Linked DNA regions of Homo sapiens: region 2 is linked to region 1. Evidence: chromatin loops called from intact Hi-C (ENCODE). Cell type or tissue: transverse colon. All regions are shown on one strand. Each heading gives the region's core, and the rest is flanking DNA. Links, peaks and the distances in the headings are about the cores only.

Region 1 (11,679 bases), core at 2,224-10,223:
TGTTTTGATAATGTTATTAGGGATGAAATTCTCCATGCTTTCTTCCAAATAACATTAGTTTTGGGAAGGAGTTTCAGGGACTCAGGTATCCTGGGCCAGCCTTACTCATAGTTGCAGCTGTTGTTCTGATGGCCTGATTTTCTCCCTGGGTAGAATCTGTGTGCTACTGCATCAGGGCTGCGGGTGAGGAGAGTGGCCTGTGTGACACCTCTGTTCTATGAGTGGGGTGGTAGTTGGAGATGGCAGCACCTAGTCTTCTTGGATTGCCCATGTTGGCATAGAACTTCCACCCTATAAGGTAGCTGGGGCAAGAGTAATGCAAGCCCACTCAGCATTCTCTGCCTTGAGTAGAACTTCCATGCTGTGAGTGGAGGATGGATGGAGGATGGGAGCCCAATTATCTCAGATGTACTTGCCTGGATTAGAACTCCTTTAGTATGAAGCTTTGGGGAAAATGAGAAATGCTGATGATCTTCCCCTGCCAGGGTGAAACTAGATGAGAGCTGGGGAGAGAGACAGTGGTGTGGGATAATGGGAGCAGCTTGTGAGTCAAATACTACAGGCTTTTGCTGTTCTTAGCATGATTTAATGATCTTTGTGACTAAATGTTTCTCCATTTGCTGTATGCCTTAGGAGAAATTATAGATACTTTAAAAGGTTTCTTTTGATTTTATTTTTTTACCAGTTAAATTACTGTTTCACTGGGGAGAGTGTCTACTAATATCCACATACCACCATTCCCGGAATCCTTCCTCTTCCCTACAAAGGATTTTTATCAAAGCTTTATAGGGTAATGAAAGCAGGGAATTGCAAATGACCCAATAGCTAGTGCAAGACCATTTTCTGTTTTTTGTTTTGTTTTGTTTTTGACTAGGTACAGAAGACTTCAAGATGGTATGCATAAACTTTGGAGTGCTAGGCTGGGCTTTTCAGATGTGTCCTACATAATTAAAAACTGCTCTTCTCTTATTTTTAAGTTGTATTTTTTAGTTGTATGCCACTGACATGATACTGACTTGAGCAAAAGAAGTGCTGTAAAAAGTTTGTGCATTAAATTCTAAATATATTTTAATGATTTCTATACTTTTGATATGCTAAATTTAAACTATTACTTAAATTATACATGATTACAAAACATGAATCAATTTTGATTCTGGGATTTAAAAAAATGAATGCTGCATTTCTACAAAAGTACTGTTTGCAAGGAATTTAAACAGTGTTATAAAGCTAAATTTTAATACTTTTATGGGTCTAAATGATTATTATTTTCAAATCTGATTAATACAATTAATTCACCAGTTTCTATGAAGTAATTGTTATGTGCCTGATTTTGTGATACTTGGGAAAGGAAACTTACATTTTATGACTTATTTCTCAGCTTTCACCCTACAATCTCTAAGCTCCAGCATTTTAAATCTCATGCTATTTTCAAACACTTTTCATACCGTATGGTCCTTTCTTGTTCAACAAATAATTCATTTAATAAATATTTATTGAATACCTCTTTTGTAGTAAGCACTGTTCCATGTGCTAGAATGCTATTTTCCCTCTTCAGTTATTTATTATTTGTGAACTCATATTCTGTGCCAAATACAGTGTTAAGTGTATTTGTGTTAAATGCTGCAAATACAGTGAGGGCAAGACATGATCTGAGCTTCATGTTACTTATGGTCATGTTTGGGAGGCAGACATTAAACACATAATCAAATATATAAATATGTGGTTACAAAATCATGATAAAAGTGCTATGTATGAAAAGTATGATGTTGTGGGATCAGCACTAACAGGATATATTAGGGAGGTCAGAAAAGACCTCCTTTGATGAAATGACATTTAAAATGAAGTTTGAAAGCAAAGTGGTAGTTAGTTATGTGAAGAGCAGTGATGAAGAGTAGTTCATGCAGAGGGAAAAACATAAAAAAAGCTCTGAAATGGAGAGAACCTGCTGATTTTGAGGTTAGCAGGTAATACCCTAAGGGAACAGTAGACTAAGATGAAGCCAGAGTGGTATTTAGGACTCTCATCATATAAGGGCCTCTGAACAGTGTTAAAGATTCTGGATTATTTTGGATTTTATCTTAAGAAGGAAATCACTAGAGTGTTCTACAGAGGATGGAGATATATCCTATTTACATTTTGAGAAGTTATTTCTGGCTACTGCTAGAAAAGATATTGGAAGAATTTTTAAGACTAGAATTGGAGGAACTAGTTAGGAAGCATTGCATGATACCAGATGAAAGGTAGCCTGTGGACAACAAAGATGGAGAGAAATTATTTTTCTAAACTCTTTCATTCTTTCAGATCTAAGTCAAATATTGCTGATTCTCCCTAGGCATAACTGACCACCATTTTTTCTAAGCTTCCACCAGATTCCTGATCACACCACTTTGTAGCTACAATACGTATACTCTATTACTCAGCATTGTCATTGGTTGTTTTTGTATCTATTTCTCTCAATTTACTCTGAACTCCTTCAGAGAATGGACCTTATCTTGTTCTTCTTTGTACACCCAGTACTGTAATATACAATACTTGCTCAATATATGCATACTTCCCAAAGCCAATTCACTATTAAGAGTCAGAATTGTGATTTGAACCCAGATCTCACTGACTCTAAAGCTCACAATTTTACCACTATAATAATAAATCTTTTACTTTTCCCCTCATAATATACTCTGGTAATATTCTGTATATTATTATAGGTTATTATAAGATTGAAGTCTTTATTCATTTGTTCACACATTCATTCAGCAAACTTTTATTGAATTTCTATGATGTATAAGACACTGATAAAGTAAAAGTCTATAATATATTGATGAATTACATAGTCCTTGCCCTCAAGGAGCACATATTTAGGTGGGAAATGTAGACACATGGTAATTATAATTTAAGGCAAAATAAACTGGTTAATATTGTTATAGCTTGACCTGTTAGAAAAAACTTTGGTTTGGGGAAAAATTTATCTTTTTAAAAATGTCAAAATAAATAGAATAAGAAACAGCCCCCATACCCATACTCAGATAATATTTAATTGTACATACTTGAAAAAAATCTATTTGCACATTTATATAACTATTTTGGATCCCATTACTCATTAAAAACTAACATTTTGAACAATTGATAAAATTTAAATTAGTACTTATTGAATAACAGACACTTAGAAATCTGACATGCTTATATTGTTTTATTTAATATACACAGCAATGTTGCAAGGTAGATACCATCATTATCCCCATTTTATGGATGAGGGCACTGAGCACTGGGATAGTTAAGTGATTTACCTAACGTTAAGTGGAAGATTATGGATTAAAACTTGGGACTGTATAATTCCAGATCACGTGCTCTTAAACATTATATGATATTGCCCTTTTACTTTATTTTGAAGCTGTTTTTCTCTCATTCAATATCTTGTAAATATTTCCATTTCTATATCAATCATAGGTTTCATTTTTAATGGCTGCATCTTTATTACATTGCCTGTGTATCTCATAAATTACTTAACTATCATTGTTTCCTAATCAAGGACATTTAGGTTATTTCTAATTTATTACTATTATAAAAGATATTTAAATTAACTTTTTGTGTATTTATCCTTGTGCACTTGTCTCCTTAAGTTATGTTCCTAAAAGTGGTGTTGCTGAGTCAAAGGGTATGTATATTTTTATACTTTGTCATATGAGTCTCTGGAAAGAGTATCAGTTTATACTCTTAACAACAGTTAATGAGAATTTCGATTTCTTCATACCTTTATACTGGATTTTGCATAACCTGTCTTCACTTGTAATCAAATGAATAGGCAATTCACATAACTATTATTGCAGAATTTCTTCAGTCATGATAGAAAACTAAGTCAAAATGAGAGAAGAAAAGATATCTTTTCAATTAAGATAGAATCACAAATTTTAAAACTGGATATCTAGGCATATCTCTTAATTTTTAAAGATAAAGATTTTTAGGCAGTGACATTAGCAAGACAGCAGACTACAGTGGCCTGGCTCTCATCCCCCTCCACCTGCCCCATATAAAGGAACCAAAACATTGAATAAACAACTATATTTCAACAGGGTGGACAGAGTAAGTGTTCTGGAGAGCACCAGGGGAATTGCAAAACCCCTGTGGAGCATGGAAGCCAGGATACCTCCAAAGAGTGTGGAGCAAATCATCCTGCCTCTGCCACACTATTTCCCCTGCCAGGAGCAGATCAGAACTGGGGATACTTCTACTTATGGGGAAAAGGTAAGCTGGAGACTTTTAGTGGTCCCTATCACTGTTGCAGACGCCAGCAGTTATTGCTACAGGGTGGTCCTCCAATCCTCACAGACCTTGAGTCCAATTTGGACAATTGCCAGGAATACACACAGGTGCATTCCCCGGAAGAGAAATTTCCTTGACACCCTTGCTCATGAGACATACATTTCTATGGCATGGCATCATCTTGAAACTGGACCTACATCTGGAGTGTGTCCTGCTTTGAGGCCAGTAGCCACTAAACCATTCTACCGCTTACGTGCCACAGTCATTTCACTAAATTCACATAGGTGCCTACAGCACCAATACTCCAGCTGTCTAGAACCTAGGCCCAAAGGAATGACTGGGACTCTGATGTCTGAACAGATGAGGCATCCTGTCACCCAGGGAAACAGGCAAGCATGCACAGTGGAGAGGCTCCTTGCAGCTGCTGGGCCTGTGTGCACCCATTCTTGGCTTGAGAACTGGACCAGAAGTAGCACCACTCCGTTGGAGAGGGTTACACACAGCTGCCTGATCTGCTCATGATCACCCCTGGCCTGATAGTGAGTCTGGCAGTGGCCTTGCCATTCCAGAGTCAGACACACAACCTTCTAGCCTACTGCACCCCCATGTGCCTGGCCAACAGGGAACCCTGCCCCAGCAAAACCAACCCACCACAAATGCAGCCTGGGCCACTGAGATATCACAGGTGTTGCAGATGAGGATTACAGCTGAAGAATCTGTTACAGAGACCAGTTCTACTGAGTCCACCCAGAGCTGAAGCCACACAGTGTTTCCGGTTGACACCCTAGGGTCCATCTACAGGAAAAGCTACCAAAGCTACTCCATAAAATGGAAAAAAGCAACACTTCCACTCGATGTGCAGATATGTAGAGTCACAAGAAACTTGAAAAAGCAAGGAAACATGACATTCCCAAAGGAATACAATAAGTTTCCAGTAACAGGTCCTAAAGAAAAGGATATTTATAAACATCCTAACAAGACGATAAGGACAAACAAGTCAGTAAAATCAGGAAAACAATTCATGATCTGAATGAGAAATTCAAACAAAGAGGTATCATAAAAAAGAGCCAAACAAATATGAGAGCTTACTATTTCAAAGAATGGAATAAAAAATACAATGGAGACCGTCAACAATGTACTAGCCGAAACAGAAGAAAGAAATCCTGAACTTGAAGACGTGATTTTGAAATAGTGAGAGGATAAAAAAGAATGATTAAAAAAGAATGAAGAAGGCCTACAGAACTTATGAGACGCTATTAAGTGATCAAACATTTACACTATAGAGTGTCAGAAAAAGAAGAAATGGAGAGAGATACAGAAGACCTATTTAACAAAATAATAGTGGAATCTTCTCATGTCTTTTGAGAGATATGGACATTCAGATACAGGAGGCTCAAAGGTCCCTAGTAAGAATCAATAAAAAAATCCTCTTTAAGGCACATTTTAATCATAATGTCTAAGTCAAAGACAGAGACAGAATCTAAAAGAGAAGAATGTGAAGTCACATATAAGAGAATCCTCATTAGATTGTCAGCAGAGTTCTCAGCAGAAACCTTGCTAGCCAGCAGAGAATAGCATGATATATTCAAAGTGCTGAAAGAAGAAAATCATGAGCAAAGAATACTATATCCATACGTCAGGAATAAAAGAGAACTAAAGACCTTCCCAGACAAGTAACAACTGAGTATCTCTCATCAATAGACTGGCCTTACAAGAAATACTTAAAGTAGGGCTACGCAAAACAAAAAACAGTAATTAATATCATGAAAGCATGTGAAAAGTAGTAAATGCACTAGTATAGGTAAGTGCTACTCAGAATACCCTAAGTGTTGTAATGGTGCTATGTAAATCCTTCAAACCTCTAATGAAGGTTTAAAGCTACAAAGGTCAAAAACATCAATACATCAATAGCTACAGTTAGTGCTTAAGGAACACACAAAATATAAAGATATAAATTAACCAAAATACAAATAGTATGAGGGGAGAAAAAAGTCTAAAGTATTTTTATGTGACCAAAGTTAAGGCAGTATCAGCTTAAAATAGTCTGTTATAACTGCAAGACTCTTTATGTTAGGCCCGTGGTAACCACAAAAAAGAATTTATGGTAGATACACAAAGAAGTAGAACAATGGAAACAAATCTGAGTACCACAGACAACCACAAAACCACAAAAGTAAATAACTAGAGAGGAAGAAAGGAAGAAGGGATCTACAAAACAATGAAAAAATGATTAATATAATGGCAGGAGTACATCCTTACCTATCAATGATAACCTTGAATATAAATTGAATAAATTCTCCAGTGAAAAGACATAAAGTGGCTAAATGGATAAAAAAGCAAGATCCAACTATATGTTGCTATAAAAGACTCATCTCACCATTAAAGACAATACAGGGCTGAAAATGAAGGGATGGAAAAATAGAAACCAAAAGCAGGCAAGAGTAGCCATACTTATATCAGATAAAGTCGACTTTATATCAAAAATTGTAAAGAGAGAAAAAAGTCATTATATTATGATAAAGGGAGCAATTCAATAATGTGTAACAATTGTAAATATATATGCACTGAACATAGGAGTACAAAAATGCATAAAGCAAAGATTATTAGATCTAAAGGAAAAGATAGTCTGCAATACAATAATTGTAAGGTACTTTAATAACCCGCTTTTAACAATGGAAAGAGCATCATAACAGAAGATTAATAAATAGTTATTAGACTTAAAACTACACCAGAAACCAAATGGACCTAATAGACATTTACAGAACAATCCAACAGTTGCAGAATACACATTTTTCTCAACCACTCATGGAGCATTCTCCAGGATAAATAATATGTTAGATCCCACAACAAGTCTAATGAAATTTAAGAAAATAGATGCCATATCATGTATCATTTTGTACCACAATGTTATAAAACTAGAAATCAACAAGAAAACCATTGAAAACCTTTCAAATACATGGAAATTAAACAACGTGCCTCCAAATAACCAATGGGCCAATGAATAAATTAAAATGTAAATTAAAAATTACTTGAGACAAACAAGAATGGAAATATATAATACCAAAACCTATGGAACAAAACAAAAGCAGTTCTAATAGGGAAGTTCACAGCAATAAGCACGTACAACAAGAAAGGGAAGGATGTCTAATGAATAACCTAATCATGCTTCTCAAGGAACTAGAAAAACAAGAACAATCAACCCAAAATTGGTAGTAGGAAGGAAATAATAAAGCTCACAGAGAAATAAATGAAAGAGACTAAAAAAAATTTAAAAATCAATGAAATGAAGAGTTGGTTTTTGAAAAGATAAACAGAATCAACAAAATGTTAGATTAACTAAGAGAAAAAGAGGAAAGACCCAAATAAATAAAATCAGAGATGAGAAGGGAGACATTACAATTGATATCACAGAAATACAAAGGATCATAAGAGATTCCTATGAACAGCAGTATGCCAGCAAATTTGAGAACTTAGACGAAATGAATAAATTCCTGAATACATACAACATAGCACGTTTAAATTATGAAAAAATAGAAAATCTGAACAGAACAATAAGTGAGTAAATTGAATCAGTAATAAAACATCTTGATGAAAAAAAAGTCCAGGTCTTGATAGCTTCACTGCTGAATTCTAGCAATATTTGAAGAAGAACTAATACCAATTATTCTCAAACTTTTCCAGAAATTAAAGAGGAGGGAATACTTTCAAACTCTTTTTAAAAGGTCAGCGTTACCCTGACCAAAGGCAAAGGCACAACAACAAAAAGAACACTACAAGCCAATACTCCTGATGAACATGGATGCAAAAATTATCAAAAAGACACCGGCAAACTGAATTCAACAGCAAATTAAAAAACATCATCTGCTACAATAAAGTGGGAATCATCCCTGGGATACAAGATGGTTCAACATATGCAAATCAATAAATGTGATATACCACATCAACAAAATAAAGATAAAATCATATCATTATTTCAATAGATTCAGAAAAAGCATTTGAGAAAATTCTACATCGCTTCATAATCAAAACTCTCAACAAATTAGGTATAGAAGGTATGTACCTCATCACGATAACGGCCATACAGATGGGGTTTCACCATGTTAGCCAGGATGGTCTTGATCTCCTGACCTCGTGATCCGCCCCAGCCTCCTAAAGTGCTGGGATTACAGGCGTGAGTCACCGCGCCCAGCCGAAATATTTTCTTTCATCCTGTAGATTGTCTGTTTACTCTGTTGATAGTTTTATTTTTCTGGTGTGCATAAGCTCTTTAGTTTAATTAGGTCCCACTTGTCAATTTTTGTTTTTTGTTGCAATTGCTTTTGATGAATTAGTCATGAATTCTTTGCCAAGACCAATGTTCTGAATGGTATTTCTTAGGTTTTCTTCTATTAGAATTTTTATAGTTTGAGGTCTTACGTTTAAATCTTTAATCCATATTGAGTTAATTTTTGTATAACTTGATAGGTAGGGATCAGTTTCATTCATCTGCATATGGATAGCCAGTTATCCCACCACCATTTATTGAATAGGGAGTCCTGTCCCCATCGTTTTTGTTGGCTTTTTCAAAGATTAGATGATTGTAGGTGTGCAGCTTTATTTCTGGGTTCTCTATTCTGTTCCATTGGTCTATGTGTCTGTGTTTCTACCATTACCATGCTATTTTGGTTACTGCAGCCCTGTAGTGTAGTTTGAAGTCAGGTAATGTTCTGCCCTGGCTCTTTCTTTTTCTGCTTAGAATTGCTTGGCTATTCAGGCGCTTTTTTGGATCCATATGAATTTTAGAGTACTTTTTTCTAATTTTGTGACAAATAACATTGGTAGTTTGATAAGAATAGCATTGGATTTTTAATTTGCTTTGGGCATTATGGCCATTTTAGAGATTTTGATTCTTACAATACCTGAGCATGGAATATAGTTCCATTTGTTTGTGTCATCTATGATTTATTTCAGCAGTGTTCAGAGATATTTCACCATCTTGGTTAAATGTATTCCTAGGTGTTTGTTTGTGTATGTGTGTGTGTGTGTGTGTGTGGCTATTACAAATGAGATTGTGTTATTTATTTGGCTCTTGGCTTGAACATATAGAAATGGTCCTGATTTTTGGCTGGGTGTGGTGGCTCATGCCTGTAATCCCACCACTTTGGGAGGCCGAGGTGGGCAGATCACGAGGTCACAAGATCGAGACCATCCTGGCCAACATGGTGAAACCCTGTCTCTACTAAAAATACAAAGATTAGCTGGATGTGGTGGCATATGCCTGTAATCCCAGCTACTTGGGAGGCTGAGGCAAGATAATCGCTTGAACCCAGGAGGCGGAGGTTGCAGTGAGCCAAGATCGCGCCACTGCACTCCAGCCTGGCGACAGAGTGAGACTCCATCTCAAAAAAAAAAAAGTCCTGATTTTTGTATATTTATTTTATATCCTAAAACTACTGATATTCCTTTTAAGTTCTAGAAGCCTTTTGGTGGAATCTAGGGTTTTCTAGGCATAGAATTACATTAGCAGTGAAGAGAAATATTTTGACTTTTTTTTCTATTTGAATGCCTTTGTTTCTTTCTCTTGCCTGATTGCTCTGGCTAGGACTTCCGGTAATATGTTGAATAGGAGTGTTGAGAGTGGTCATCCTTGTCGCATTCTGGTTCTCAAGGGGAATTGTTCCAGATTTTCCTTGTTCACTATGATACTGGCTATGGGTTTGTCATAGATGGCTCTTATCATTTGGATGTGTGCTCTTTTGATGTCTAGTTTGTTGAGTATTTTTAACATAAAAAGATATGGGTTTCTATCAAAAGCATTTTCTGTGTCAGTTGAGATGATCACATGATTTTTGTTTTTAATTCTGTTTATGTGGCGAATCACATTTATTGATTTGGATATGTTGATCCAACCCTGCATCCCAGGAATAAAGCCTACTTGAACATGGTCAATTAACATTTTGATGTGCAGCTGGATTCAGTTTGTTAATTTTTTTTTGAGGATTTTTGTGTCTATGTTCATCATGCATATTAACCTGCAGTTTTCTTGTTTTCATTGTGTCTTTGACAGATTTTGGTGTCACAGTAATCCTGGCTTTGTAGAATGAGATAGAGATGAGACCCTCCTCCTCAATTTTTTGGAATAATTTCAGGAGGATTGGTACCAGCTCTTCTTTGGACATCTGGTAAAATTCGGCTGTGAATCCATCAGGTCTAGGGCTCATTTTGGTTGACAGGGTTTTTTTGTTTTGTTTTGTTTTTTTTCTTTGAGATCCTTTTTTTTTTTTAAATTATACTTTAAGTTCTAGGGTACACATGCAACTGATTCAATTTTCGAACTTGATATTTGTCTTTTCAGGGTTTCAATTTCTTCGTGATTCAGTCTTTGGAGATTGTGTGCTCCCAGGAATTCATCAATTTCTTATAGATGATTGTCTTGTTTGTTTGCATAGAGATGTTTATAATAGTATCTGAGGGTCTTTTTTTAATTTCTTTGGGATCAGTTGTAATGTCACCTTTGTCATTTCTGATTGTGCTCTTTTTGTCTTCTTTCTTTGTTAGTCTAGCTAGTGTTCTATTGATTTCATTTATCATTTCAAAGAAACAGCTTTTGGTTTTGTTGATCATTTGTATAGATTTTGGGGTCTTAATGAAATTCAACTCTGCTGTGATTTTACTTCTTTTTTTTTCCGCTTATGTTGTGGTTGTTTCTTCTTTTCATTTTATACTCTAGATGCAATGTTAGATTGTTCATTTGTGACTTATCTAACTTCTTGATGTAGGTGTTTATTGCTATAAATATTCCTCTTAACACTGCTTTCACCACATTTCAGAAATTTTATATGTTCTTTCTCTCTTTTCATCTATTTCACATAATTTTTTTTATTTCTGCCTTAATTTCATTGTTCGCCCTAAGGTCTTTCAGGATCAAGTTGTTTAATTTTCATGTAATTATGTGGTTCTGAGAGATCGTCTTGGTATTGATTTCTATTTTTATTCCACTGTGGCCCAAAAGTATGGTTGATATGACTTTTATTTTTTTTTAATTTATTGAGACTTGTTTTATGCCCAAGTATGTGGTTGATCTTAGAGTATATTCAGTGTTCAGATAAGAAGGATGTATATTCTTTGGTTGATTGGCAGAATGTTGTGTAGTTGTCTACTATGTCCAGTTGGTGAAGTGTTAAATTTATGTGCAGAATGTCTTTGCTAGTTTTCTTCTTTGATCATCTGCATTTTAGTACTCTCAGTGGGGTGTTGAAGTTTCCCACTGTTCTGGTTTGGCTGTCTAATACTTTTCAGAGATCTAGAAGTACTTGTTTTATGAATCTGGGTGCTATAATATTGTGTACATTCTAAATTTAGGATAGTTCAGTCTTCTTGTTGAATTGAACCCTTTTAAATTACATAGTGCCTTTTTTGTCCTTTTTTGTTTTGATTTGTTTTACT
Region 2 (11,679 bases), core at 2,145-10,144, 560 kb before region 1:
CTTCCAGAGAGGGAATGAGTTCTGTCCAAGGTTACAGGAAAGGGGTGTCAGAGCCAGGAGGTGAGACTCATATCTAGGCCTCCTCCTGACCCCCAGGAAAGGGCCCTTCCTCCCGCCCCCCAGGAGCACCATCCCAGCTGCTGGGCCTCCTCGCCTCATGCCCAGTAGGCAGCTGTGCGTTGCCTTCTGCAGGCTTCAGTTCCCGCCCCCTCCCTCTCCACACTCAGATTTCCTTCTGGGAGGAAAGAGCATTTTTTTTCGCAGAGATGACTCTGTTCTTGTGGCCATAGATTACTCTTGACACCTAATTACTGTATATCATCATGCCATAAAATAATGATTGGAGGTGTCACTGTCCCAAATTTGCGTTCATAAAATACGTGTTCTTTTTGTTTTCCTCCTCTGCATTTGTCTGGGAGAAAAGACAGGCAAATTTATTCCAACTTTTTAGAGGAACTTTAAAGCACAGGAACAGAAGAAATTTAGAGGTGGGTGGTTTTCAAAATACCCTGCAGAGGGAGGAGGCCTCGGCCCAGCTGATTTTATGTGGCCTAGGGAGAAAATGAAGACCTTGGCTGAGACATTGTCTCCTTCCAACCTGCATTTCTTTGTCTTTGCCTGCCTGGCAAAAACCCCTCCTCCATCTTTTTCTCCCCAACCCTCTGCTCCCCCATCGCTTCTACCCTGCATCAGGCTCCTCTAAGGAAACACTGGAATGTGGTGGAAAAGATTCCCATTCTAATGTTACCCAGACTTGGTTTCAAATCTTGCCTCTGCTGCTCGCCAGCCCTGTGACCTTGGGTAAGTTCTGCCGCTTCCGGAGTCTTGGTTCAATCACATAGACAATGGGGAATAATAAATACTACTTCTGCCTCACACAGCTGCTCTGGGGATTAAGAATAAAATCGTAAATGTAAAGCATCTAGTAAGGGATCTGCCACAAAAGAAGGGCTCAACAAATGTCTGCTGCTTGTCCAGCCCACCAAAGTTCTCCTGTTTGTTTTCCTAGAATCCATCCTTACCTGATTAACATCTCCCTTCTCTGGCAAGCTCAGGCTACAGTCAGGAGTCTGGAGGAAAGCCATCTGATTAAACTGGCTGGCACGGGGGAAGAGCGGCTGAGATCCACGCAGCCCTCCGAGGGGCATCAACAAGGACATTTTGAAAGGGCAATCTGATTTGTCACAGAGAGGAACCAGTGAAGTTAGCTTGTTCCACTGCTCTGGCTGCCCAGGGAGGCCCCCACAAGACACCTGCAGGTGGCTTTCCAGCCTCTTGTCCACCTTGATGGGGATGAGTTCTCTGCCTCCTGAGGTGGCCCATTTAGAGTTAATCTCTCTGGGGCCTCATGCTCCCCTCATCACACCTCTCCCCCACCTGGAAAAATATTCTCTGTGGGCTTTGGGAGTGGTTCTTTAAACCAAGATAATTTGTCTTGTGGATCCAAACCAGCTCGCCAGCGATTCCTGCCTTAGAAGGGGGGACTTGAGGACTTCCAGGTGGGGGCAGAGTGAATGGCTGCAAGAGGAGGGGCCTTATCCCATCTCACCTCTGCCTGGCAAAGACCTTAGCTCTCAAGGCTCAAGTCAGAAGGCACCTCCTCTGAGTGCCTTTCTCAGCTTGGGGTATTTGTCTCCTACTCTGAGATTTCTGTACTGGATTCTTCCCTGAGGTTGGCCCTCTGTCAGTGGCTGGGTATGGGTCTGGGCCACCCTCTGACCTGGGATCCTCAATCTCAGGGCACCCTAAATGTTTGTCAGGCTTGTTCAATGTCTGCCTCTCTAGGCTGGCAGCTTCACTAGGGTGTGGCTGGATCAGCCTGCTCACTGCTGTATCCCAGGTGCCTAGTACAGTGCTGCCACACAGTAGGTGCTCAGTGAACACTTACCTCCTGCCTACTGTGTGCCAGTCACCATTCTAAACACTTTACATCCGTCAGCTCATAGAACCCTCAGGACAACCCTAAAATGTGGGTTCTATTACCATCCGGGTCTAGCATGGTGTATAAAAGCAGGGATCCTGGAGCCAGATTACTTGGATTTTTATTCTAACTCCACCACTTATTTCCTGCGGAAACTTGGTTGTTACTTGACCTGTCTGTGGCTCATCATTCAATGGGAATAACTGTATCAACGTCATAGGGTTGCTATGCAGTTAAATTAAGCGTTCACATACATACAATGTCTATGTATTAGGTACTATTTTCATTTTGTGGTAGCAAAAATTGAGACACACAGAGTTTTGGTAACTTGCCTAAGGTAACACAGCTGAGGAGAGGCAGAGCCAGGACTCATGCAGTCGGGCTCTGCAGTCCATGCTCTTAACCACGACCCTGTGCTGCTCTTACTGAAGGCGGATTTGAGGACCTGGCTTCACGCACACTGAGAAGAGCGTTTAGGTCCCTAGTGCTGGTCCAGGCCGTGATTGAGCCTCTCTTCCCCGAGTGAGCACAGAGCGCGGGGTCTCCCCCGAGGGTGGAAGGGTGGCAGCCAGGCCAAGGAGGCGCGAAGAGCGGCGGCCGCCAAGGGCCCCGGAGCGGCGACTCTTCCTTCCGCCAGTAGGGGGCAGCCGCGGCTGCCGCCGGTGTGTCGGGTGAGCCGCAGCCCAGCGCCGCACGCAGCGCCGGAGGAGCGCCAGAAGGACCCTTGGAGGTCACGCGCGCGCAGGCGGCCCTGACGCCCCGTCTTCCGCCCAAGTCACCCAAGGGTCCGTGCTAATGTGGTGTGGCCCCACCCCATTCCCTCGTCCCCAGCTCTTCCCTAAAGCCCAAGAGGCCAGTTCAAGGAGCTCTAGAACCCAGGTGGTTTGGGCCCCTGCAAGGTTCCGCGGGAGGTGTGGGTGCCAGTCCTGGCTGTGCCACTGCGGTGCTGTGTGACCTTGGGCAGGTCGTTACCCTCTCCAGCCCCAGCTCCCGTCCACTGTCCTTGGGAGGACGCGCGGGCAGCCGACACGTTCTGTGACTGTGGTGAGGGTACCGCCTTCACTGCAGCGTGCCCGGGGCCTAGGCGGGCCAGAGTCGGCCCAGCCCGAGCGAGAGCCTGTCCTGGAACCCAGTGCGTGTGGGGTCCGGACCCCTTTCCCGGAGCACTCGCCGAGCCGGCTGGGAGCGGAGCGCCCGGAGCCCGGCAGGGGGCGCTGCCGCATCGTGCGCGGCTTCCCCGCGCGTCCTCCCAAGGACAGTGTGGACGCGGCGAGCGGCGCGGGGCAGTGCAGGCTGAGTGAGGTCCGGCCGCGCCCACACCAGCGCTGCGGGGCGGAGGTCGGCAACACCGTCTGGGGCGTCGACGGGGCAGGGCGAGTCGTCTGGCGCCCCAGCTGGCCTTTAGCTGGTTTCTGGTTCTGGGTGTGGTTCTGGGTGTGGGGTGACGGGGTGGCGGGGTGGGGATGGGGTCTACCAAACCAGCGCTGGGGGCCCAGGCTTTGCTGCGTGACCTTGAGCGGTCACTGTTCTGTCCGGGCCTCTGCTTCCTGTCTCTGTAATGGGGGGTTCTTGAGGAAACCAATTCATATTGTATGTGAAAGTGCTTCAGGAAATCTGAGGCCCAGGCTGGATGCAAATGGAAAGGCTTCTTCTTTATGGAAAAACAGCCATCTCCTGCCTCACCCAATCCATCCTCCCAGTTCTGCACTCTGATGGCAACCACTTTAGCCACTTTTACCTGTATTTTCTGGCATTTACCCTCATACTTCAAAATAATATGCTCATGCTGCGATTTCTTAATTTACCAACGCTAGACTTTATCTGTTGTCTCCCTGTTAGAATAAATAAGGAATTAGCTGTCTTCCAGCCCCATGCGCATGCCCGGTATATCTGAAGCACTATTTTTAGGTAATTCAGTGATCAGCATTCCTTTTAAGAAAATGTAGCTGTTAGTTTTCCCAAAACCTGTATCAAAACTGCCACGGCTTCTCATCCTATAGCTTCCCGACAAAACCTCCTCTGTCATGTTCGGTATTCTGCCTTGAGGAATGCTCCCTCCCAAACTGCACTACCCAGCTGTCTGCAGGAACCCTCTGGTCCAAGGGTGTCTCTCCAGGATCATTTCATGGTCCTCTGTCTCTATTGGTTTGCTCCCTTCTTTTGAAAACTTTAATTGCTTCCTAAGAAATTGGGCAGGGGTGGGGGAATTTTCATCCATGTGGACTTTTCCGTATTCTGCCCTTGCACTTGATCAATAATTCAGCTAAGCATAGAATTCTGGGTTGGAAATCATTCTCCTTTATACATGGGTGCCTTGCACTGTCTCGAACACCTAGAGTGACCCTTGAGAAGCTTCATGCCTTCTGATTCATGTTCCTTATGTGCAGCTTTTCTTTCTCTCTGGCTGTTTTTGAGGATTTTTTTTTAATCTTTGGAATTCTGGAATTTCACAAAACTTGTCACGTGGTGGCTTTTATCATTCGTTGTGCTAGGCTCTGGGTGGCCCTTTTCAATGTGGAAACTTGTCTTTTAGTCCTGTGAAACTTTATTTTTCCTTAGTAGTCTTCTGTCTGCTTGCTCTCCACAACTCCTGCGAGTTGGAGCTTGGGCCTCCAGCCCTGCTTTTCCTGTGTCTTTTCACTTTTCTGTATTTCCCTTCTGCTTGTCTTTCTCTTCTACTCTCTAGGCTATTTCGTTATATATATGTCCCAACCATTCTACTGAATTTTTAATTTCAGCTATCATACTTGTTCATTCTCTGTTCTTCCTTCCCCCCACCCCACAACATAGATACAGCCTCTGTATTTATCTCTCTGAGGATATCAATAGTGATTTTTTTCCCTCCGGTTTGCTGACTTATCTCTGTCTCCTCCAGCTTCCCTCTTTTGTTTGGTTGCTTTATTGTGGTCTCTCTGTGGTTCTGCATCTCTCCTCCTGTTGGTTGGAGGCTTCTTTAATCTTTACTGGTCCTTGGCTTTTGTCCATAGTTAAGGATAAGTGTCCAAGAAGTTGACTGGCATTGGATGTCTGTGAAGGCAGATGGGGCTGATTTCCCTCTGGGTGGACCAGACAGGACTTGGCCTTTTGTTTTGTGGGGGGGACACATAAATATCAAAAAAGGGGAGTTCTTTTCTTTGGGACTGCCCTGTTTCTTCAGTAAGGTAGGATGGATGTGGTGAAGAGGATGGATTCTGGAGTCAGATCACTTGGGTTTGAATCTCAACTCTGCCACTTTCTAGCTATATGACCATGGACAAGTCACTTAATCTTTCTCTGCCTGTTTCCTATCTGTAAATTAGGCCTAATAAGAATAGTACTGCATGGGTTGTTGAGTTTATTTATGTAAAGTTTTTAACCTGGCATATAGTGATAGGTCTGGAGTCACTGCCATGTTTTTTATAGAGTGGGAAGACGGCTGGGGCAGGGGGATCTGGCTGTTCCCTAAGCAGATTCTCAGTTAATCCTGCTGTTTTCAGCCCTTTCTGGCCTTCAAATCTCATGCCCTTTTCCCCCTCTACAGGCAGTTGCCTTTCTTCTCATTGGTACATCTTCTGCAGGTCTTATCTAACTCAGTAGAAACCAGTTGACTAATCAAAAAAAATTGTTTCAAGCAATAAATCATTAAAAATGATTTTATTTTATTTTGACTGAAAACATACTGATGTCTATTCCATTTTCTTTGAGTATGGACCTGTTAGTTGGAATTCTATAAGGTCTTTCTTGCACAAATCCCAATGCATAAAACATTGTCTACCGTTTCCAGGTTCACCTTTATTGTGCAACTAAAACTTAAAAGGCGCTTATGGAACAATCTGAGTACAGATTCCTTCTAGATTTATGTGATTTCCTCCAAGTCTATTACAACTGCTTGTCTGTAACTCTGATAAACATTTTTTCTTAAATGGCAGTCTGCTTTCATTGAGTCTTTCAAAGTGTCCAACATAGTTTTTCATAAAACAACTCCCTTTTTACAACCATATTTTATTGGCTTATTAATATTAAATGGAATCACATAATTACAAAAGCAAGTGCCACTGGCATAAACAAGTTTGGGAATAAGCAATTGTTTCTGGGAAAGCAGACAGATTAACTGGAAGAGATGTATTCGGGCATTGGAAGGAACAGCCTACCTGACGAGGTTTTCAGCCCATAATGTTTGTAGAGAGACTGGCGAGTGTGGCTCCCCTGAGAATGCTCACCCAGTGTTGGTGGATCATGAAAGCTTAGGTTGTGTTGTGGCTTCTACCACTCACACCTCCATCTCCCTTTAATCTTATAGAAATTTGTTGAACTCTCTCATCCATAAATGACTCCTTTTCCTTTCTTCCTGTCCTTATGGGTTTATATCTTCTCTTTTCCTGTCATTTTAAGGGGAGAGAGTATAGAGAAGGCAAGAAGTTAAGCCTTAAAGTTCAATTTTTATCCAATTCATTTTTATCCAGACAATTTTATCCAGTCTTTTTTATTTAAGACTCCCAATATCCAGTAAGCAGCAGATCTCCACAAAGGTGACAAAGCTGTAACTGACAGAAGCAAGTTTGAAACTCAGGTCTCTCTGAGGTTGTAGTGGATACTGTGGTGTTTCTGTCTAGATCCCCTCTCCAGGGTCGACACAGCAACCGCCACCTGCTGGGGATTTTGGTTGCTGGCTAGTCCTGTGGCAGCCCACTGGAAATTGCCATTGGCTATGGGAACTGCCTCACTCTAGCATACTCTTCCCTTCAGGGGTGGCTGTGACCATGATTGGCTGAGGCAGGGATATAAAAGCCCAACCCTCTTTCCCCAACTTGAGACAATTCTGAGGGGCCACCCTAGCTCCAAAGTTCCATAGAGGATAGACTGAGATGTTGTAATTCATTATGAGTCAGCTTGGCCCCATGCCCAGCTGCAGGTGCGACTCCAAAGAGCACTCTCCAATGAGCCTTCTGCACACAACTCTTAGTTCCAGAGTCTGTCTCTAGGAAGCCCAATATAAGGCAGAGGCCATGGTCTGTGCTCATCCTGGCACCTCTTCGGGTAGTGGAGACTCAGTTCCCAGGCTATTTTGGGGCAGGATTCATTAGCAAGGAGAAGACTATGATAGTGTCTCACACAAGACCAGGAAAGAAAGGAGAGAAGACTCATGTTTGGTATTGAGTAGATGCTCAGGTCATGTCTGTTGTTGGTGATGGCACTGTAGAATGGCCCTGGGTAGGAGGCACCAGGCTTGAATTGTCTAAATAATAAATAACCACCATCCAGGAATTGTAACGTGCTCAGGAGTTTGCATGCCATGTGTGCTTGCATGTTGCTGTGTGATGCATGTGTGACTGCAGGCCCCACCTTACAAATGAGGAATCAAAGGCTTTCTAGGGTCACTTGCCCAGGGAGTGCAGGGCTGGGCTCAGCTGCAGGGTCCTCTGACTGACTCTCCATTCCCTGCTTTCTCAGGTGGCTCTACTGGGCACTAGTGAGTGACCTCAGCTCTGTAGGCTTCAGTTACTCTCTGGCAGGAGAAGTGAAGTCGTTTAATCTGAGAAGCATTCTGGGACCCCCATCAGGGTCTCCTCCCTTTTCCAGTGGTTTCCAAGGTATCGACTGCTGCATCACATTTGAGTCACCATGGGACTGGGGAAACTGTCACAGAAGCAGATCTGGCTTATGGACAGGAAACACAAGGGAGAGATAAGCAACCACTTTCCAGGATAAAAAGCATAAGGAAAGGATCTCCATGGCAGTGTCGGAACTTGTTTGTTTGTTTAGTTTTGATGTTTTTCTTTGCTGACCCAGAGATGATCTTTCCAAGACACACTGATTTCTGGTTGGATATTTAAACAACGGTGTGTGGCATTTCAGAATCAGCATTTCCAGGCTGCTTCTGCTCTGTCTGCATGGCATCACTGGCCTCCATCTGAACAATTGCGACTTCTTCATTATCTCTCTTTTGTTGTTGTTTGGAAATATTTTTATTTTGTCTCTGCTCTCTAAAAAATGTTTTATTATGGAAAATTCAAACTTATACAACAATAGAGAGAATAACATGATGAACCCAATGTACCTGTCAGCGAGTTTCAACAGTTATCAGCCCGTGGCCAATCTTGTTTCACCTGCTGCTGCTCACTATTCTCATCCTAACCTGCCTCCAGGTTGTTTTGAAACAAAACCCAAACAGCATATCATCACATCTATCAATATAATGATGCATTAAAATATATAATTATAATATCATTACCATACCTAAAAATAATAAAAAATTCCCTAATATTATGAAATATATAGTGTTTAAACTTCCTAGGTTAACTTATAATTTTATTTTATTGTTTTACAATTTGTTTGATTCAGGATCCCAATAATTTCATATGTTGCAATTGGCTCATAGTGTCTTTATTTGTTTTTAATGTATATGCTCATCCCTCTTCTTATTTTTCCTCAGCTGTGTATTTATTGAAGAAACTGGGTTGTTTATCCATTTTCCACATTTGGATTTTGCTGAATGAATCCCATGGTGGTGTTTAATGTGTTCATCTGTTCCCTGAGTTTCCTGTATATCACTAGTTGCATCTAGAGGTCTCATCAGATTCAGATTTGATTTTTGGCAAGAACGCCTTGGAGGTGGTGCTGCAAACTTTTACCAAGGAGCACAAACTGCCTAATTGTCATCTCTCTTTTTGTTATTAGCAGCCGTTGATGATTACTGACTAGATCCATTATTTCTTCAGAATTTGCATATTAGTAATATTTATTTATTTATTTATTTATTTATTTTGAGACAGTCTTGCGCCAATGCAGTGGCATGATCACGGCTCACTGCAGCCTCGACTTCCCAGCTCACGTGATCCTCCTACCTCAATCTCCCGAGTAGCTGAGACTACAGGCATGCACCACCAAGGCAAGCTAATTTTTTGTATTTTTTGTAGAGATGAGGTTTCCCCATGTTGCCCAGGCTGGTTTCGAACTCCTGGGCTCAAGCGATCTGCCCACCTTGGCCTCCCGAAGTGCTGGGATTACAGGTGTGAGCCCCTGCACTTAGCTGTAATCGTTTATCATTTTTTTGTTTGTTAGCTGGACTTTTATAAAGGGTAACATCCTTTCATAAACTACTTGGTTAGCCTGAAGTACTGTTCATTCAGGGAAGGCAGGGTAAATGCTTGATTCTCCCTATTTGTTTTCAGTTTTAAAAATAATGAATTTGTTCTCTAGCATTATCCAAAGGTAATCAATGAGATTACTTTGTATCATTATGAACTCATAATGAGTTCATATGGGTTTAAATACATGAGATATGTTTCAATCCATTTCAGTTTTTATCCTTTTTTTTCAGGCTTAATTCACTTTATTTTTCTTAAATAAAAACCCAGGCTTAATTCACTTTATTTTTCTTATATAAAAACCTTTGTTGTAGCCACAGCTGGAGCCTGGGTCCGCGGCATGGAGACTCTGGCGTGGGTCTTGACGAGGTGGTCATTGAATTCCTGATCGGGGGACTTGGTGAATACAGTCTCCTTCCAGAGGTCGGGGGTCAGGTAGCTGTAGGTCTTAGAGATGGCATCAAAGGTGGCCTTGGTGAAGTTGCCCAGGGTGGCAGTGCAGCCCCGGGCTGAGGTGTAGCAGTCATCGATACCAGCCATCATGAGCAACTTCTTGGGCACAGGCACCGAGACGATGCCAGTGCCCCTGGGTGGAGGGATGAGGCACGCCAGCACAGAGCTGCAGCAGCCTGTCACCTTGCAAGGGACGGTGTGGGGCTTGCCGATCTTGTTCCCCCAGTAGCCTCTGCGCACGAGGACAATGGAGAGCTTGGTCAGGATGATGGCTCCACGGATGGCAGTGGCCACCTCCTTGGAGCACTTAACACCCAGACCGACGTGGCCATTGTAGTCCCCAATAGCAACAAATGCCTTGAACCTGATGCGCTGGCCAGCACGGGTCTGCTTCTGCGCCGGCATAATCTTCAAAACCTCCTCCTTGAGAGAGGCCCCCAGGAGAAAGTCAATGATCTCGGATTCCTTAATGGGCAGAGAGAAGAGACAGATCTCCTCCAGGGACTTGATCTTCATGTCCTTGACCAAGTGGCCCAGCTTGGTGACGGGCATCCACTTCTTATCCTCAGCCTTGCCTCCATGAGCTCCGCGGTCTCAGCCCCAGCCACGTCCATGGCCGCGACCCCGGCCCCGGATGCCACTGCCGAAACCTCCGCGGAACCCAATGCAGTTCCCCATCCCAGGGTCCCCAGGGCCTCCCCCTCGCCCCGCTGCACCGGCGTCATCCACCATTTGGTGCTTTCTCGGAGAAGCTCAGTTTTTATCCTTATTGACACTCAAATTATCCTGTTTTTGGCCAATGGAAATCTCTTCAACTTGGCTTCTGAGCCCTTTTGATTATTATCCCAGTAGTCTCTGCTAGCTTCCCTGCTTTCTAGAATGACAAGATGTACCATTTTGTACATTTCCTGCCCCAGAACTGCAATCTGCCTCTCTGAGGAACCTTTGTGTTTGTTTACTGGGAAATGGTATTTAGAGGCCACAGTCTGGGTACTAGGGGTTATCTTTTTAAGATCATATTTGGTACATACGAAAGAGTATATGTATTATTTATGTAATTATGAAGCATAATAGTAACATGGCTGCCTATCAGCCACAACCCAACTGAAGAATTGGAACATTATCAACAAGAGGTATGTGCTCCTCCTTTAACTGAATCCTCAGACTCCATCCAAGAGGGTGAATTGTGTATTTATTATTTTCTTGCTTAAAAAAAGCTTTATCACATATGTATGTATTCTTAAGTATACATGTTTAGCTTAGTTTGTTTTTGAGCTTTGTAAAATTGATATAATATTTGTTGTCTTCTGGACCTGTCTTGTTTTTACCAATGTATTTTTCTAAGATTTATCTATTTTTTTAAAGCTGTAGTTCATTTATTTTCGATGCTGTATAATATACCATTATAATATACAATGCTGTATAATATACCAAAATAAATATACAATTTATTTTATCCATTCTCCTGTCTGTGGACATTTGAGTTGTGTTCAGTTTTTGCTACTACAAATATTTAGCCAAGAGAGTGCTGTTACAGGCCTCCTTGTTCACAGCCTCAGAAGAATGTGCAGGAGTTTGTGTGGGGCAGTGGTTATCGAACATTTTAGTCTCAGGATCCCAAAGAGCTTTTGTTTATGTGAGTTATATCTAAATATATTCACTATATTAGAAATTAAAGCTGAGAAAAATGTATTTATTAATTCATTTTAAAATGATTAAGAAACTCATTATATGTTAACATAAATCACACACTTTAAATGAAAAATAACTATTTTCTGAGACAAAATAAATAGAAAAGAGTGATGTTGTTGACGTGTTTGAAAATTTCTTTAATGTCTGGCTTAACAGAAGACAGCTGAATTCTTGTATCTGCATCCATGGTCAATCTGTTGCAATATCATCCATCATGCATCCTCTGAAAAATACTGTGCACCTGTGAGACAAGAGTAAAAAAGTCAAATAATACTTTTCAAATATATTATGAAAATAGTTTTGACCTCATGGATCCCCTGAAAAAGTTTCAAGTCCCTGGACCACAATTTGAGAATTGTTGCTCTGGAGAATACTGGTCTAGGGGTGAAATTGCTGGGTTATAGGGTCGCAGAGAACATATGCAAATGTGTGGCTATGTAAGATAATGCCAAATCGTTTTCCAAAATGGCCGTAGTAATTAATACTCCCACCACCAGTGTCTGAGAATTTCCACTGCTCCATATCTTCCCTAACACTTGGTGTTAT

The links. A loop is a pair of places that touch in the nucleus more often than their neighbours do. Peaks named below come from ENCODE experiments on the same cell type or tissue, not always from the same donor. Only the 100,000 strongest peaks of a DNase experiment are listed, where the experiment ranks them.
Region 2: it touches region 1 in a loop (12-fold over the local background); 2 of 110 quality-filtered maps call a loop at or near these places.

The regions. Positions count from the first base shown.
Region 1 is chr1:49,766,824-49,778,502 of GRCh38, reverse strand. The region is part of intron 2 of AGBL4 (AGBL carboxypeptidase 4); the gene reads left to right. Among named protein-coding and RNA genes, the nearest start is that of AGBL4, 250 kb to the left of the region's middle. In transverse colon, for the core only: no CTCF peak of the experiment used is centred there; no DNase peak of the experiment used is centred there.
Region 2 is chr1:50,324,626-50,336,304 of GRCh38, reverse strand. It overlaps the pseudogene RPS2P11. Among named protein-coding and RNA genes, the nearest start is that of LINC02808, 9.3 kb to the right of the region's middle. RefSeq lists a silencer at 3,034-3,233 and an enhancer at 2,917-3,417. In transverse colon, for the core only: CTCF peaks have their summits at 2,567 (motif pointing right), 2,921 and 3,123 (motif pointing right); DNase peaks (open chromatin) are centred at 2,585, 3,244 and 6,764; H3K4me3 peaks cover 1,224 bases; H3K27ac peaks cover 462 bases; H3K27me3 peaks cover 394 bases.